Regions from separate parts of the Homo sapiens genome. Here region 1 is linked to region 2. Evidence: read pairs that join two places in POLR2A ChIA-PET (ENCODE). Cell type or tissue: IMR-90. All regions are shown on one strand. Links, peaks and the distances in the headings refer to the core of each region. The heading gives the core; the rest is flanking DNA.

Region 1 (8,211 bases), core at 1-8,000, 120 kb before region 2:
ATCTGTCACATTTGAAGTGGCAGCTTTTAAAATCTTTTCTTATGTTAATGGAGTCAGAATACTGTCAAGCACTCACCACAGCACCAGCAACACCTGGTAGACCACGTTCACCTCTCGAGCCAGGGAGACCCAGAATACCAGGAGCACCAAGAAGACCCTGAGGACCTGGAGTGCCAGGAGGTCCCTAAATAGAGAAAAAATACTGAGTATTATGGGTAAGACCCTAGGTGATAACACAGGTTGGCTTGAAGATTGTGAGAATAAACTGTCTTCAGCTTAGAAAAAGGCTAATGACCTCCTATTACTAGGACATATCCTTGGATATCTTTTCTCTAGTGATGACGGTGAGTTTACATCTTGGCATGAATACTTTTGTATCTGATTCATCCTTGAGACCAATGGCACAACATTTAAAAATATGTGGTTGAGATTTATAAAGACACTTGGGGTGGTGAAATAGAGTTTTTATAGCCTCTAGGCAGGGAAACAAATAAAAAAATTTAAATTGTTATGGATACATAATAGTTGTACATAGTAGGAGGGGTTCCTCAAAAAACTAAAAATAGAACTACCATAAGATCCAGCAATCACACTGCTGGGTATATACACAAAGGAAAGGAAATCAGGCTGGGTGGGGTGGCTCACATGTGTAATCCCAGCACTTTAGGAGGTCAAGGTGGGTGGATCACCTGAGGTCAGGAGATCGAGACCAGCCTGACCAATATGGTGAAACCCCGTCTTTACTAAAAATACAAAAATTAGCTAGGCATGATGGTGTGTGCCTGTAGTCCCAGCTACTCGGGAGGCTGAGACAAGATAATTACTTAAACTGGGGAGGCGGAAGTCGCAGTGAGCTGAGATCGTGCCACTGCACTCCAGCCTGGGCAACAGAGGGGAACTCCATCCCAAAACAAAAAAACAAAAACAAAAACAAAAAACAAAAACAAAAAGGAAATCAGTAAAATCAGTATATCAAAAGGAAGCAAATTTTGACTTTGGCCTCTAAGGTCTAATAGGGGCACCTTTCAGAGTAGCACTAATACTGGACAGTGTATGTTTAAGAAATTGGTAGCCTACTGAGATTGATTAATATGTAGTAGGATGGCCACAGCAATGGGACTCTGTTCTAATCCTGGTACCAGTAAGGTGCCTTCAATAGCTTTAAGGGCTTTGTGATAAAACTGAGTTCCCTCATTTATTGTCTTCCCGATTTTGTGCTTTCTGAGCATCTTGGAAGCCACAGCCCCTCAGTGTGTGCTGGACAGATTTCCTGGCTCAACTGAGCTCTACTTGAGAGCCTGCAATACTCATCAACAAATAGATGCCACTTGAAGATTTGTGTAGGGGCTTTATTTTAATTCAGCATAAGGTATTAAGAAAGAGGAGTTGGAAATCACTTACAGCAGTACCAGCCTCTCCAGAGGGACCCTTCTCACCAGCGAAGCCAGGGGGACCAACTGCACCTACTTCTCCAGTTCGGCCAACTGGACCTTGGTCACCACGAGGACCACGAAGCCCTTCTTTCCCAGCAGGACCAGGGGGACCAGGAGGGCCAGAAATACCCTATGAGCAAATGTACAAGGTCATTTCCTTTCTGTTAATCACCAAGGGCCTGGAAGAGAGCAGCAAAGATTCTAGATCTTAAGATGCAAACAATGTGATGCAATAAAATAATACCCTGGCCATTTGGGGGAAATATTTATAGTTTTTAACCTTCTTTCTTGCAGAAAGAAGCAACTCCTGTCTTCCTTTATGAGGCTGTAACCAACCAAATAATGGAGGAGAGACTATGGCAAATTTCTATGAGGAAAAACAATGTCATGCCACTGGTACCCTGGCATATTGGAATCAGAACTATGTAGAATGATAGGAGTTAATGATAAATGAATGGGACTCTGAGTTTCGAAGGACTTTGCCTTTTCTTTTTTCTTCTTTTTTTTTTTTTTTAAAGAAAGCCAATATACGTGTTTTGTTCATAATTGAGGAATCCCACACACTTCTCAACTAGGTTTAATTAAATGCCTACAGGGAATGAAGATTTTTCTGTTATGAACCTGTAAAAGGATTCCAAGAAATCAACATCTTTGCTATTTTTTTTTCCCAGAAACCTTAACCAGAAGACTTAATCCTTGGTAATTAATTAAATTTTCTTGAGTCCTGACAGGAGAGTCTGAATCAGAATTAAATTAGAGGCCAAACCACCTTTAAATTCAGGAACAATTATACCTTAACAATGGAGGCAGAATGTTAGCCATAAAGGATAATTAGATATAGAAATATCTGATATGTGGCTAAAACTGTTCGTTTTTTTGTTTTTTTTTTTTCAAAAAGACCATGCCCCTGAAAGGGGACTGGTGTTCACATGAATAAAAGCCTCTTAAACTGATATTATAAAATATAACTTGTGATGAAATACCTTAATGGTTCAGAAAAGCTGACTTCAGACCAGGAGAGTAATAGCGAATATTAGTGATGTGTTTTCATGAAGAGTTTCTTACCAGTTTCCTATCAGAAGCCAGGCCTTTTGGCTAGAGTAAATGAAGACACGTTTACAGTGATTTACTTACAGAGGGTCCTGGGGGACCAGTCCGTCCAGCAGCACCAGGGAAACCAGTCATACCCTAAGAGCCAAGCACATTAGAATTCCACAGTCAACATCAACTCCAAGAATTTGGGTAAGATGGGAATTTCTTTGTTTTGGAAAATCAGTACATGTGACCAGGAATAGACCAAGGAGTAGGAGGTAGGCAGCTTCATATAGGGCATTATTTAGCCAGGACCCTGAAGGCCCTCCTTCTCCACACATCTTCCTTACCAGCATATTACCAGTTGCAATGCCCATATTTTGCGTTAAGGTTTGGATGGTCCTTTCTGAAATGCTGACATATTATCTTATGGTTGTAAAGGTATGAAGATAAGACACTATGTCATTATTACACATTAATGTGTATACATTAATAACTATCTTTACCACCTGGCTGAGTGGTAAGGAAATGGACACTTAATAGGTAATGGTGTTCATGGACAAAAGAATAACAAATGACCTAGATAATTCAGCACTGTCCAGTGAGAGAAGAAGTCAGTAAAGTTCATTTTTGGGGAGCTCTGGGTCTCTAGAGAATTGTTGTGATAGCATTGCCTGCAAAGGAGAAGGACATGGTCAGGCAGAAGAAGGGGCATATTAATAAACGCCAAAAGGAATATTTTTTCCGACTTTACAATTAAACTGCCTAGGGCCCACCTTGGTTATTACCTCAAGTGAGCTGATAGCAACATACACTGAGTTCCAGCTGAGTTCAAGTTAACATCAATATCGGAATTGCTCTGAATAGAATGAACTTGAATCTCAAAAGTTTCCTCATGGTAGTCCAAATTTACCAAAAATTTCAAAACTTTCAAGTGTCCTTAATAGATTCTGAAAAAAGAAAAGCGGCGAGAGTCCATTGTAAATACTCACAGGGGGGCCTCCATCACCACGACTTCCAGCAGGACCGGGGGGACCATTTGGACCCTAAATGCAAACAAAAAGATGGAGTCAAATCACAAACAAACCCTTGTAAATGCTACTCTTTTCTTCAAGTGGATCATTCCCGCATCTCTTAGAAGAAAATATAGAAATAAAAAATGACTATCTGTGTCAGAATGTTCTTCAATATTACCACCCTTATGAGGTTATCAGAGAATTAAAATAAAACAATATTCATGAAACTTTTATACTTTGTAAAGCAGTGTGCAAATGTTAATCCTTCCGTTATTTTCCATCTTCTATCTGGTATATTCCCTGTTGCATAGCAGGCACTTGACGGATATATATTTAATTGGAAGATCTAATGGGTAGCTGCTGTGTGGACCACCAGTGAATTCAACTTACAGCTGGGCCAGCAGCTCCAACGGGGCCTGTGGGACCAACAACACCGTTTTCACCCTTAGGCCCTTTGGCTCCTCTTTCTCCTTTAGCACCAGGTTGACCAGCAGCACCCTGTTGGAAATAAACAGTTACAGCTCTGGTATTCCGACCCACTCTACTCCCCAACTTAGGATGTTTTCAGATTAATCTTCATTATGTGATACTCACAGCAGGACCAGCAAATCCATTGGGGCCAGCAGGACCGACCTCACCACGTTCACCCTAGGTGGGAGAAGGGATTTAAAAATGTGTTATCAATCCTAGGTTCATCAATGTCTAAACATTGTGAGGTGTGAGTATACAAAATGACCCAGGTTCTTACTTACAGGGCTTCCCCGAGGACCAGCAGGACCAGCAGGACCAGCAGCCCCAGCTTCGCCCTATAATGGGACCAAAGATGAATCTGTTAATGTGCCTGACATAGATGCTCAAAGAACTGGGAGGGAGAGAGAACAGTGGTGGACAGACAGAGTCTGTAGTTGCCTTGGAAGAGATAACTGACGCACATCTCACAGAGTAAAATGAAGTGGATTTTTACTTAATGCTATATTCATTTTGGGGGTTAAGTAGTATGGGTTATACACTTGAGAAAACACTATAAATCAGTGCCTACAATACCAGGAGGAGGACATTTTAATTTTTAGATGGACACGGGGCTGATCTATTTGTGGCAATCTTTGCAATACAATAAATAAGATCTATTTTAAGTGGAGAGTTCAATGTGAAATGGGCACACTATGTATTTTATTGATTTTTTGGTAATAATTGAAGGCTTTGAGAAGCCTCAGTGCATTAGGATATTGTTAATGCGCAACATGGAGAGACTTTAAAACAAATGCTAGGGATTAGAGTATAGATCAGATAGCTGGCAAATCTATAGGAAGGGAAAAGTAATTTTAAACACACAGCATTTGTTTCCTGCTGCTCTATCACAATAGCTAGGTTTTTAAATAAGTAGGCTTTATACCAAGCCATAAAAATGAATTGCTGGGGCTCTTTGGGACTAGGGAAGGCGGGAAATTTTAGATATTGCTGTTGGCTTAGTGAAAATGCATGCTTACCCGGTCACCTGTGGCTCCAGCAGGACCAGGGGCACCTACAGCACCAGGAGCACCCTAGTACCAAAAAGGAAACATGTCTTATTAATAACACCCCGTATCATCAAAAGTGAACCTTGTCATTCTTTTTTTCTGTGCTTATACAGTGACTGAACACTTTCACTGCACTCTGGTTGGATATCTAGAAGGCCTCTGATGTATTTTGGTTCTAATTAACAAGACTATTAGAAGCCACTCTCAGAAGGAGGGTACTCCAGTAATAAAGGTTATGGAAATGTGTAAGTCAATAGCAGGTCAGAAATTTGGGAGATCTGAACTTTCCGCTATTGTAAAATTCCCTGGAGAGCAGCAAATGAGTAGCCTTGTTTGAAACTGTTAGAACTACGTGATTCAAAAGAAAGACTATTACAGATGTGCTACAGTCAGTTTTCAGCTCTGAAGGAGAGGTGAATAAAGGAATCCAGGCCGACTGTGGCCTAGAAGACCCATGAGGCTGACATACGAGATAAGGTAATTAGACTGTCATGGGATTATCTTTGGCATCTTCATGGCATTAACAGCTAATCTTTGGGGCTGCTCTTTGGGTGATAAATTTCTAGGGAGTAGGTTTGAATAACTATAGAATCTTGTTAGAGGTCCCGGCTTCCTAAAGCATAGGAGACTTATTTATTTATTTATTTTAATCTCTGTTATCACTTGAAGCAATCATTTAATATTCTATTAAACCTAAAGCTTTTGGTCTATAGTTTGTAGTTGGTATCATTGACACTAGGGAAGTTAGAAAATTCAGGATATTATTTTCAAAGAGGTTAAATCCCATTTAATTTTTCCTTTGGAACATGTAAAATGATATTATTAGTCATAGACCCAGGAGAGAAAGGAATATTATTTTATTAAACTTGATAAATAAAGTGTGTGTAGTTCTAATTTGGAAAACTTCTCAATTCAAACATAAAAAAAAAATCCAAGTACGAAGAAACATACAAACAAAATTCTACTCACACGAGCACCATCTCTGCCAGGGTTACCAATTTCACCTCTGAGACCAGGTTCACCCTGAAAGTATAAAGCAAGAGCAACTTTTTGTTTTCTGACCAAAATTTTGAATCGAAATTAATATGAAGTTTTTTTCTTTTTTACAGAAGATGCTATGATACCTTCAGTCATTTAAGATTTTTAGCAATGTCTCGATTCCTTACCATTCTGTAGAATGTTAATCGAGAAAAATAATGAGGAAAAAATAATTCAAGGCCATTTCCAGATTATTGTTAAACAATCTTTTCTAATTTCCGTACACTCTCCTGAAGCATAATCAAGCAAGGTACAGATTCATGTGGACAGAATTGTAAGGCAACATCACAATGGGCTGCAGCGCCTGATCACTCTTACGGCATAACTAATGCAGCAGCATGGTTGACAGCTGTTCAATGTAGCTTCTTCCCATTAATTAGGACAGGATGAGGCATTATTGTTAGTGGCATTAAAATGAGCCTCATGTATTACTCAACACCATCTGTTTGTGTGAAATTCCATGGTAGCAAGGAATTTTGCCAGATTAGTGAGTTTAGAAATGTGTAGGTGCTAGGTGGCAGAGGGAAATGTATATAGATAGATATGAAAATGCTACCAGACCACCTGCCAAGAATTGTGAAAACTTGGGCATCCTTGTGCAGCCTTCTTTACTAGAGTTCATCAACAATATGTAATAGGGGTCAACACGTACCTTTTCTCCCTTGCCTCCAGGTATGCCAGCAGCACCCCTCTCTCCTGGGAGTCCACTAGGACCAGATGGACCAGCAGTGCCCACAGCACCAACCACACCAGGTTCACCCTTGAGTCAAACACATGTGAAATCAATTTTAGTGGAGAAAGAAGAAAATGAAGAATCAAACTCTAGAAGAATTCCAATTTAAACAGCTAGCTAGACAGGCTTCTTGCCTGCTTTGAAACACAAAGAAGGCTGGGCTATTGAAAGGAGGGAGAATATAGCAGAGAGAGATGCTGTTAATGACATGGTGACTGAAGAGATGAGGGTAGTGGGAGTGCACAGCTGCGATTCCTCTATAACCTGCTTCAGTCCTCTTAAGGATGGCAGGCATGGAGAAGAGGATAGGACAATGGGAAGCAGAGAGTAAAAAATGTTTACCCACAAACATTTTTCAAGGATAAGTCTCTTAGCCCAGATAGAAAGCATGGAAAGAGACCTTGTCAATTGAGGAGATGTTTGTGTTTTAATCTCCTTAAGAGTAGAGACTGTATCTTCCATTTTTATATAAAACCCTACAATTCCACATACTTAAAACCTGTTGACTAGCTTCTGAGATACATAGATCCCTTTGAAAGTACTACCTCACAAAACCGTGGTTTCTTTATTTCCTCTCTCCCTTTTATGTTTTTATTTTTTTCCCAAGAACATCCTTCCATACACTAAAATAGCTTTTTGCAACTAATGTTTACATTTTTTCCCCTAGAGTTAAGAATGAAAATAATATGTGTTGTCTTCTTTTTATTGTGGTTAAGGTAATCTCTTTTTCAGGAATGTATATTAAATCTATTTTAAAATCTAAACCACAGATTCTATTTTGGAACACAAGTTTCCAGACAAATTTTTGGGGGTGAATGTATTGCCCAATGAATTTTCATCATCATAAACTCTTATTATTAAAAGTCAGACTACTTGTTGAAATTTTACTCTATGGGATGAGATGTTAAGATAAAAAGTTATTTTCTCTGAAAATAATGTCCAATGAATACAATGTTTCTAGATTAAAACAAAAGCATAAACAGCGTGAGGAGAAAAGAGTGACAACCCATACTAATTCATTTATGTTTTGGGAACTCTGAATTTTCCCCCACAGTTTGTTGCTATTGTTTGTTTGTTTAGAATAATTCAGGTCCACTGGAATCGGATTGCTGTTTACTGAGAGGGAAGTCATCACAGAACTGGAAATAAATAAAAATCTGAAAAACAATTATCTTTCTATTGTAAAGGGTCTACTTATTCCAGGCAGACTGGGCCAAACCAGCAATATAGAAAACATAAGATTTTACCTTGTTTCCATCAGGCCCTGGGGGTCCAGAAGGACCTCGGCTTCCAATAGGACCAGTAGGACCGGCAGCACCACTCTCACCTGGGGGACCGCGTTCCCCCTGAAAAAAGTGATTAGAAGAAGTGTTGCACCATTCATCACTTTCAGTGATACTGTTTTACATATGAGAGTTTACATTTGTGTAGCTTCCGAGCCC
Region 2 (8,520 bases), core at 210-8,209:
CTTTCTGATACATTATGCATATTTAAACAAACAGAACAGAAACATTTAGAAATAAAAGTATGTGATGGTTTTCCCACACCAGTGTAAGCATAGGATGGTGGATTCCATTGAAAAGTCTGAGTTTTTGGGCTTGGGTGGATGAGGGATTGGGAAGACGGATCAACTCCTCAGAGCTAGAGTTCTTTTCAAGTGTGGCAGTCAGGGACACAGACTCCTCCTCCTCCTTTTCAATGGCCCAGTTTTAGAGTTGGGTTGCTACTGCTGTCTGTAACTGTTATCTAAGAAGTTTCAAAGGTATCTACATTTAGTTTTGTTGGCTTTTTGAACATTTCTTTAAAACTTGTCCTTGGGAAAGTTAGCAAGTTTGGAAGCTGCCCAAAAATCTGGAACTGGGGGAGGGAGAAGGAACTTTGTTTTGATTGTTCTTTTACTTCATTGTCTGGCTCTCCCTCCACGCCCCCTATCTCTGTCCCTCTTCCCCATTCCTCCCTCTCTTCCTCTGCTTCCTCCTCCTCCTTCTCCTTCTCCTCCTCCTCCCTCTCTCTCTCTCTCTCTCTCTCTCTCTCTCTCTCACACACACACACACACACACACACACACACACACACATTTTTGGAGGAGAGCTGCAGTTCCTCACACAATTTCCCTTCTCATCCGTCTTGAAACATTTCGTTTTCCCCAAACCTGAGACAACAATACGATGATGTATAGTATGGATGTGTGTGCATGCACGTGTGTATGTGTGTGTGTGTTTGGTCTGTGCTGTGGAAGGACTGAAAAGAGAGTTGACTGGGGCTTCTCCTCCAGGCCTCAATCTGGCATTAGTCCATTTCTCTCTTTTCCCTAGGTGGTCTTAGATGATGGGGGGAGGAAAAAGTTTTGCTGTGTCATGAATTACGCTTTTAATTTCCACAGGCTTTAGAACATTCTGGCCCTCTCAGTGAAAAACACTTGTGGCCTCAGAGCTTGGAGGTTGGAAGTGGGGGAAATATTCCCTTCAGGCCCTGTGATGACTTTTCACAGTGGAAGGCTGCAGGGCTCTCACAGGGGGAGATTCCATTTGTCTGAGCCTGCAGAGTGTGAGTCACTGCCCAGGGAGGGCAGAGTTCAGCCCGAGGAGCTAGTGAGCCCCTGCTGCCTTAAAGGCACAATGCAGGGATACCGCTGAAGGGAGGGGAAAGTGCTAGCCACCAAGCGACTGGGCTAGTCCTCAGTAATTTCTAGCTGCATTATTTATGTGGGGGTCATTAGGAAACCTAAATTTCAGTGAAAAGTCAATCGTTTACTCAAATTTCCCTGTACAGAACAGAGAAACACATACTGGATTTTACAAGCCTTTGTGAAATTGAGGTCACCTGCATCATCCACATGGAGAACAAGAATATTTATTGTGTGATTAAAGTTCTGATCCATAGGGGGAGGAAAATCATTTGCATGTCACAATTTTTTCCGCCTCCTTAATTTTCAACCCACTCACCTCATAAATTAACAACAGGTAGCATCAATCTCTCTTCAAAATATGTAAGACACTTGTAACCTTGATGGGGCAGGGGGGCTCTTCGGGTTTCACCAGCTGGTGAGAACAGGTGTTGTCATTAACTTGAACACCCACATCTTGAAGTCCAAGACTCTGCTTGCCTGGCTGCAGGAAGTCCAATGTGTTAGAGAATCCTACTCTAGATGCATTTCCAGGGAGTGTGTACGTATACTTATAAATCCTTTCTTGTCCTTTCTTGCTGAGATGACCCCTAAGTTACCCAGCAGCCTAGGGCCTTGACAGACCCAGAAATGCCTTTTGCACTTGCCATTCTGACTGCATGCATCCTGGGCATTGCTACCAGGATTTGGACATACTGCCACTGCCATGATTCGCGTTGGAGGAGCTAGAACTCAGGGACACTCCCACACAGGAACTATTATACTGTCACTAACCTGCGGCCACTCCTCGGAAGCGGAAAGATGCCAGTTATTTCTGTGATCTGTTCAGTTTATGGGTGGGGGTGGGACAGATTATTTTCCCCTGTACTTGACAGGTTTTAGATATGTATGAAGAAGTAACTTATATTTAACATTTTTATTGGAGAAACTTTGATGTGTACTTCAATTTACTAGCTATCACCTTTAAAACTCTTTGACATGCAGAAATTTTCTGGTTGATTTTTCATTGTCTTTTGAAGGTTGACTCATTTAGAAATGACGTGACATTTGCATTTGAAATCAGTACTGTATTTATTTCATTGTTCCGAGCCTTTCCAAATAAATCTGTGTGTTTTTTTCGTAGGATAATTGTGAGAAAAATAATAATGTAACAACCGTTTAGGACTCTGTGGGTTATTCATAGTTCACAACGCTTCCAACTTCAATCTTCACAAACTTTGTTTGGAATAGCAAAATGACCATGTTCCACAAAAGGAAATATTGTACTCCAGTACCATGGCCGGAACAAGATTAATAATAGTAACAGTAAAAAAATTAAGAACAAGCAACATAATTTTGCCAATGTTTCTTCATTCCTAATATCTTTAATAAAGAAAAATAATAAAACTGATCTTAAATGTGGAGAAATTAAAAGCTTCATCATGAAGATAAATGCATGGAGGGCAGGAAGGGCTGAGACTGGTTGAAGTTCTTTAAGTTGTGGTTTAAGATTAACATAAGGACACATACTACACTACAATTTTTAAAAAGCTGCTATGAGTAATAATATTCTTGATATATAGCATGGACACTGTATCCAAGATATTTTCTATTATCCTTATACTTGATACCCACTTAGATTGCTATATGTAGAATTTAGACTACCATTGATCAAAGAGAGAAAAGTTGGAAATAAAAACTGCAATGCCATTCAAAGTCCCAAATCGCAGCCACTGTAATTTATCTAAACTCAAAATATAGGAAGGAAAGACTGTCATATAGTGAACTTTTATTGACTGCCTACTGTTTGTCACACACTTTTCTGTTTCTTTACCTGAATTTAGTCACTTATACATCCCAACAGCTCCTTGAGGTAATGGACAGTGAAACGGGCCCAGCAAGTTTAAGAAGTTTGCCCCAAACCCGGAGCTAGATGGTGGAGGGCTGGGATACAGATCACAGCTGTCTCGTTTGGGAGCTTGCATTCTGAATCACCATGGATGCCTTTTGGATGTGAAATGTGCCTGAATGATGAAAGCTGAGCAGAGAAAAGAACTGAAGGTCATAATAATCTCCTAACAGAGAAAGCATGTCTTAGAGAACCAAAGACTTTGTACTGCAAACATCTTGTTTTACAGGTGGAGAAACTGTAGCCAAAGCAGCTCAGATGAGTTTGTGAAGGTTACTTACAGCTTGCTAATGGCAGAAGGAAGACTGGAGATGAAGTGGATTTTCCTGACATTCATTAATTCCACCAACATTTATTGTCCCAAGCACTTTTTTAGGTATTAAAGAGAAAGAACAAGACAGATCAGGTCCCTGCTGGTAGGAATATTACACCATGACCAGAACAGTGATTTGACATTTGAATAGACAACTAAGTGGAACACCCACACTAAAGTATTAGAAAGTGGGATGGGCTATGGGCAGGGGAAGGGGAGAGGCTTTATATACATTCTACTCCATTTTATAGATGAATTCACTAATGTTCAGTGGCATTAAATAACATGTCTAATTCATAAATGTTAGACACAAGATTCAAACCTTCACAGTAGAGAGAGAGAGAGAGAGAGAGAGGAGTAAGAGAATAAGAAGGACATCACAACCTCCTGGTTAGGGAGTAGCTCTTAACATGAATCAATAAATCTGGTTGGAGCAAGGTGTCTAGTTAGATTGTCAGATTTCCGGGAACCAGAGATACCCGTTTTTTGGCAGAACCTAGACAGCCAGAAGAAGCCTCCTACCTTGTTCTTCATGCTTAATTTCTTTAGAAAGTCAAACTCATGGATGAGCATTTGGCTCAAGTTCTTCAGCTCCAGGTCAGGGAATCTGTGACGTTAGGGAATATCTACCACTCTGGTAGCTGCAGAGGAGATGCAGAAACACTGGAGCTGGGGACAAGCATGCCACCTCCAAAAATTAAAAAGAAAAGAGTTTATCATATAGGTGTGTGAAGATTCATTTTACTGAGAAAGGTCAATTCAGCTGTGCCCCTTCTATATAGCTCCTTGGAGAGAATTAGCAAAGGCAGTCCCTTTAGGTGGAATTATTAGAATAAAGTATCCATCTCTGAAGGAAATTTGTAAAAGCATCCCTCCAAAAGTCTCCCCATTTGACTGTCAAATTAGAAAAGGAGCCCCATCAGGCAGCCCTGGGTCAGGTTTCTTGGATGGGTGGGCTGCACCACTGCTTAGTTTCCTGGTCCCTAATACTTTAAGGAGCCGGATGGGAGTGAGATCTGAACAACTCACTCTCACTTTCTACAATTCTGTAAGGGTAGGGAGTAGGAACTAGAATGGGGTGCTTTTTTTCCCTGTGAGAATTGCTATCGATCCTGTGGAGGGTTTCTCAGCCAGGAGACTCCATCACTCTGGCCTCTCTGAACTCAGAGCTCACTCACCTCCCTTTCGAAGCTAACGTGGCAGAGCTGGCTGGGAGGTGGTTACTGGCTCAGGGCCCTGAAACACTGAGTAATTCCTATGATGGCTGGGACTGGAGACACCATTCCAGACACTTCCACGTTGTCTAAAAGCAAAAAAAAAAAAAAAAAAAAAAAAAAAGTCTCCACCACCCAGCCCAAACGGTTAGAGGCAGATTCCTTGGTGCTGAAACAAGACCTATCCCTTTTATGGAAGGCCATTGCTGGAAATTTCCACCATAGAGGAAAGCCAGGGTTCTTTTTCTATTTTTTACAGAACAGGGAGGGAACAAGTCAGGGGTGAGAGATGAAAGGGGATGGCTGAAGGGAACCGCACCTCTTTTCCTGAAGTTTTTGCATGTATATGATCACTCTTAGCTTATAAAGACGAAGATTTGAGCTTCCTTGCCGATCTCCTCCAGTGTTGACCACTTTTATGGAGCCCCCAGTGCTATACTAGAGCTATGGTCTAATCAAGGCATCAACAAGCATGAAGTTTATGATTTCAGAAGAAACAGGACAAGACATATTGCACATCAAATCCTATAAACGACAATCCAGCATGGCCAACAAAAATAGACCATTGCAGCTGTGCTCTGGCTGAGTGTTTATTTATTGGAGAAGAGAAAGGTACAATCAAGAAAAGGGGGAATCATGTCAGGATGTTATTGGAGTCAAGCAGATTGACTGCCTGAAGTGAAAGCCCTGGCCATGCAGAGTAAAGGCCAGCGATTGGGTCAGAGGCAGGAGAACATTGGAGGCATGGACTTACAGCCCCAGTATTGATTTTACATTGAATTCCAGGTTTTGCTGCAATTAAAAGCTACTGCAAGGTTTTGAGAAGAGAAATGGTATGATCAAATAATTAGAGCAATGTGGTTTTCATTTTAATTAGGAAAGACCACAGGGATGAGAGAGATGAGAGGATCAGCTTGTGAGGTAATTCACTAACCAAATAAGTTCAGGAGCCAAAGAGGTCTTTCTGAAATCGACAAATTAAAGCTACAGTGTTGTCTGACATTATAACAAGAGGTTTTTACTGTTATTATTATTAATTTTATCTGATTCAGTTACCTTGTTAGTTCTGACAGACTTGGATTGCTAGCTTGATTAGTTCCCTCTTATTTGTCCAGAAACACCAAAACACCAAAATTATACCATTTTATCAATGTATGCCTTTATATATGGCTATGGTTTAGGCAAAGTGAAGAGAAAAATGTCTAGACTAAAGGTGACTGAATTCTTTCTCTATCTTATTTTGAAAAGAAGGAATTCATGTGTTTCTTTCTCATCGTCAGCCCTAGTCTTTTTGGGACATTTTAGTCTGAAATCTGAATGTGCTTACCAGCTGGGAAAAAATTTGACATTTACTTGATTTTGTCCCTTGGAAGTAAAAAAAAAAAAAAAAAAAAAAAATGGCAGCTTTATTAAACAACAAGTCTGCTTATTTCTTTCTTCAATCCCTCCCCAGGTTGCAGGCTCTTTTCAAAGCTCTGGTAGACCTCTAACCAGTTTTCTAAAGGTAATTTCCCAAAGTGCTGCCTCTAGCCATAGAAAATGCCACGTAGGTTTCTGGATTTATAAAGGCCGAGAAAGCCATTTTGGTTACATTTGCAGCTTTTTCTGTGGTTCTGGGTGGTAACGCCCGATTGCCAACATTATTCTTTCCTTCTTCTGGGAAGAGCCATAATTGTACTTGGCTTGGTTGACACAAAGGCCTCTGAAAAATATGAAGCTGATCCCTCTAGTGTTCTTTTGTGAAGACTACAGTACAGAATGTTGAAGGGAGGGAAACAGCAGCACAATGCCACAAACAACAGCTCCAAAAGTTAATTTGTTTTTTAAATGACATTAATAAAATGATTTGCAATGACAGTTTTGTGTGCTGCATAGAGTAGTGACAAAAGAAAATGTTGGCACTTTGAAACAATTCATATATGTATTGCAGGCATGCAATTGGCTACCTTTATGGGAGAATGTGTGGCATTGAGAATTATCTGAACAGATAATAAACAATTTAAATAACATTGGCCAGAGTTATCAGAGGTACAGAGGCAATGTAAACTTGCCTCGTTTTCAGAAATGAATTTACTCCACTGGGTAGGATTGTCTGACTATATTCATAGGCTTTTTCTGGTCATAAACAGAGAAGAAGAGATTTTACATATTTCTACATTCCATTTCTGATGTTCCCTGATATTCAATAAAAACAGTATGCTATGTTCTTTATGTTTTTCTTTGACATTTTCTTCTACGTTCAGACATTTATTAAACAGCTATTCTATTCCAGGCACTGAAGATACAAAAATGATAAGAGAGACTCACTTCTCTCAATAAACTACATAATCTCACTGGGAGATAACTTCTAACTACAATAGAGATGTATGCAAAGAGCTTGGGACAGGGAAATGATATTAATTATTGATATTATTTAGTAAGGGGGATGAGATATTTAAACTGGGTTTTGAGGAATGACTGAGAGTTAGAATTCTCAGGTTGGAGACGATTGATGATTTGGCATCTCTAACTAACAGCTTGATTGGGTCCAGTTTTTAGAGAGAGCTGTGGCACAGTGGGCAGCTGTGCAGCCTTAGCTCCTCCTGCAAACCACCTCAGAATTAGTCCAGTGTCTCTTCTAGTAGCTTCTACCGTTCACATTAAGTAAAAAGAGCTACACCATAGAAATGTCACTGTGCAGTTTAATGAACATAAAATGTGGAAGCATCATAGGGATCGATATTTGGACTGCTGCTATAATTTGGAGCAGAAAGAGGAACTGAGAAAGCAAAACTAAGGGAAATAGTGATAGTAGAACCAAATTCGCTGTGCAGCTAAAAGCAGGTCCTGATTGAGGGAGTCAGGCTCTGTTTGATGATTTCTAAGAGCGCTTCCAGTTCTAAGAGTCCATGAGTCAATTTTCAGAATTATTATTCAAAGGATTGATTGCCCCAGAGTCTAGGTAACCACACAGCCGCTTGAGATCCTACCACACTGATATTTCCAGCAGGCGTTGCCTAACAAGTCTTGTATAAAAAAAGACCCCCAACTGACAAGATAATATGAACAGTGACACTGATATGAAAGTTCACTAGCTGGAAGACATTGAGGCAGTTTTCAAAGGCTTTTAACTCTGACTCTCTTGGGCTATATTTTTACACATTCAGATCATTTGGTTCATAAGTAAGATTAATGCCATCTGCAGTTACTATATTTACAGTTTACATGTACCATCAAAACCAATTCATAGTCATAAAAGTTAAAAGCATGTTAAAGGTCTTTAAAATGTAGAAGGCAAAAATTGTGTTGTAATTGAGCATGAATGTCAATATAGTAAAAAAAAGATCTTATAGGCAGTTAAAGTATTATTATTATTGTTTTATTGAGACTTAACTTTAGTATTTCAATAGCTCCCTAATCTTACAACAAAACATATTTTAATGGCAAAGGCACCAGAGTATCCATCTAATGAAATTACTCAAGTGTAAAATGCCATAAGAGGCATGCTGAAACACATATTAAATAGGAGAATTGAGAACTGCAGATTTAAATTGATCATGCTCATTGCTGGTTCTCACAGTTCTTTGGACATCAGAGTTTTTCTTGTAAAACCTTTCTTCTAGGCTGTGAGTTCCCATCGGTATCTTGAGATCGCCCTTCTGTCTTTAGCCTCTTCACTCCTGCATTCATCACAGTGAAGATTGTTGCATCCATCCTTCCAGTGTAAGATAATTTTTATACATGCTCTCAGAACAAATGGATCCTAAATGAATCTGGGAATCAAAATTTACATATTTAAAAGGAGATCTGCATTTTGTAGTGGGGATATATACTAATTATAGAAGGGGTATGGAGAATGAGAGAATATACATCGTGAGACAGGGCATAAGTTCATTATGCTCTTGAAATCTAAGGATGGCTTACACTTGAATTTCCCAGGGATCTACATCCTTTGCAGGTAAATGAGT

The links. ChIA-PET counts read pairs that join two places held together with the same protein. Peaks named below come from ENCODE experiments on the same cell type or tissue, not always from the same donor. Only the 100,000 strongest peaks of a DNase experiment are listed, where the experiment ranks them.
Region 1: POLR2A ChIA-PET joins it to region 2 with 17 read pairs; 6 of 35 experiments call an interaction of 5 or more read pairs at or near these places.

Annotation. Positions count from the first base shown.
Region 1 is chr7:94,416,309-94,424,519 of GRCh38, reverse strand. COL1A2 (collagen type I alpha 2 chain) reads right to left here. Exons shown (of 52, transcript NM_000089.4): 31 at 8,017-8,115; 32 at 6,689-6,796; 33 at 5,968-6,021; 34 at 4,969-5,022; 35 at 4,234-4,287; 36 at 4,076-4,129; 37 at 3,872-3,979; 38 at 3,458-3,511; 39 at 2,568-2,621; 40 at 1,402-1,563; 41 at 77-184. Among named protein-coding and RNA genes, the nearest start is that of COL1A2, 26 kb to the right of the region's middle. In IMR-90, for the core only: no CTCF peak of the experiment used is centred there; a DNase peak (open chromatin) is centred at 399; H3K27ac peaks cover 7,216 bases.
Region 2 is chr7:94,293,751-94,302,270 of GRCh38, reverse strand. All of the region lies in intron 2 of LOC112267858 (a long non-coding RNA gene), which reads left to right. Among named protein-coding and RNA genes, the nearest start is that of COL1A2-AS1, 94 kb to the left of the region's middle. RefSeq lists an enhancer at 816-2,015. In IMR-90, for the core only: CTCF peaks have their summits at 1,118 and 6,292; DNase peaks (open chromatin) are centred at 1,050, 3,140, 4,620, 6,260 and 1 weaker place; H3K4me3 peaks cover 2,367 bases; H3K27ac peaks cover 5,989 bases.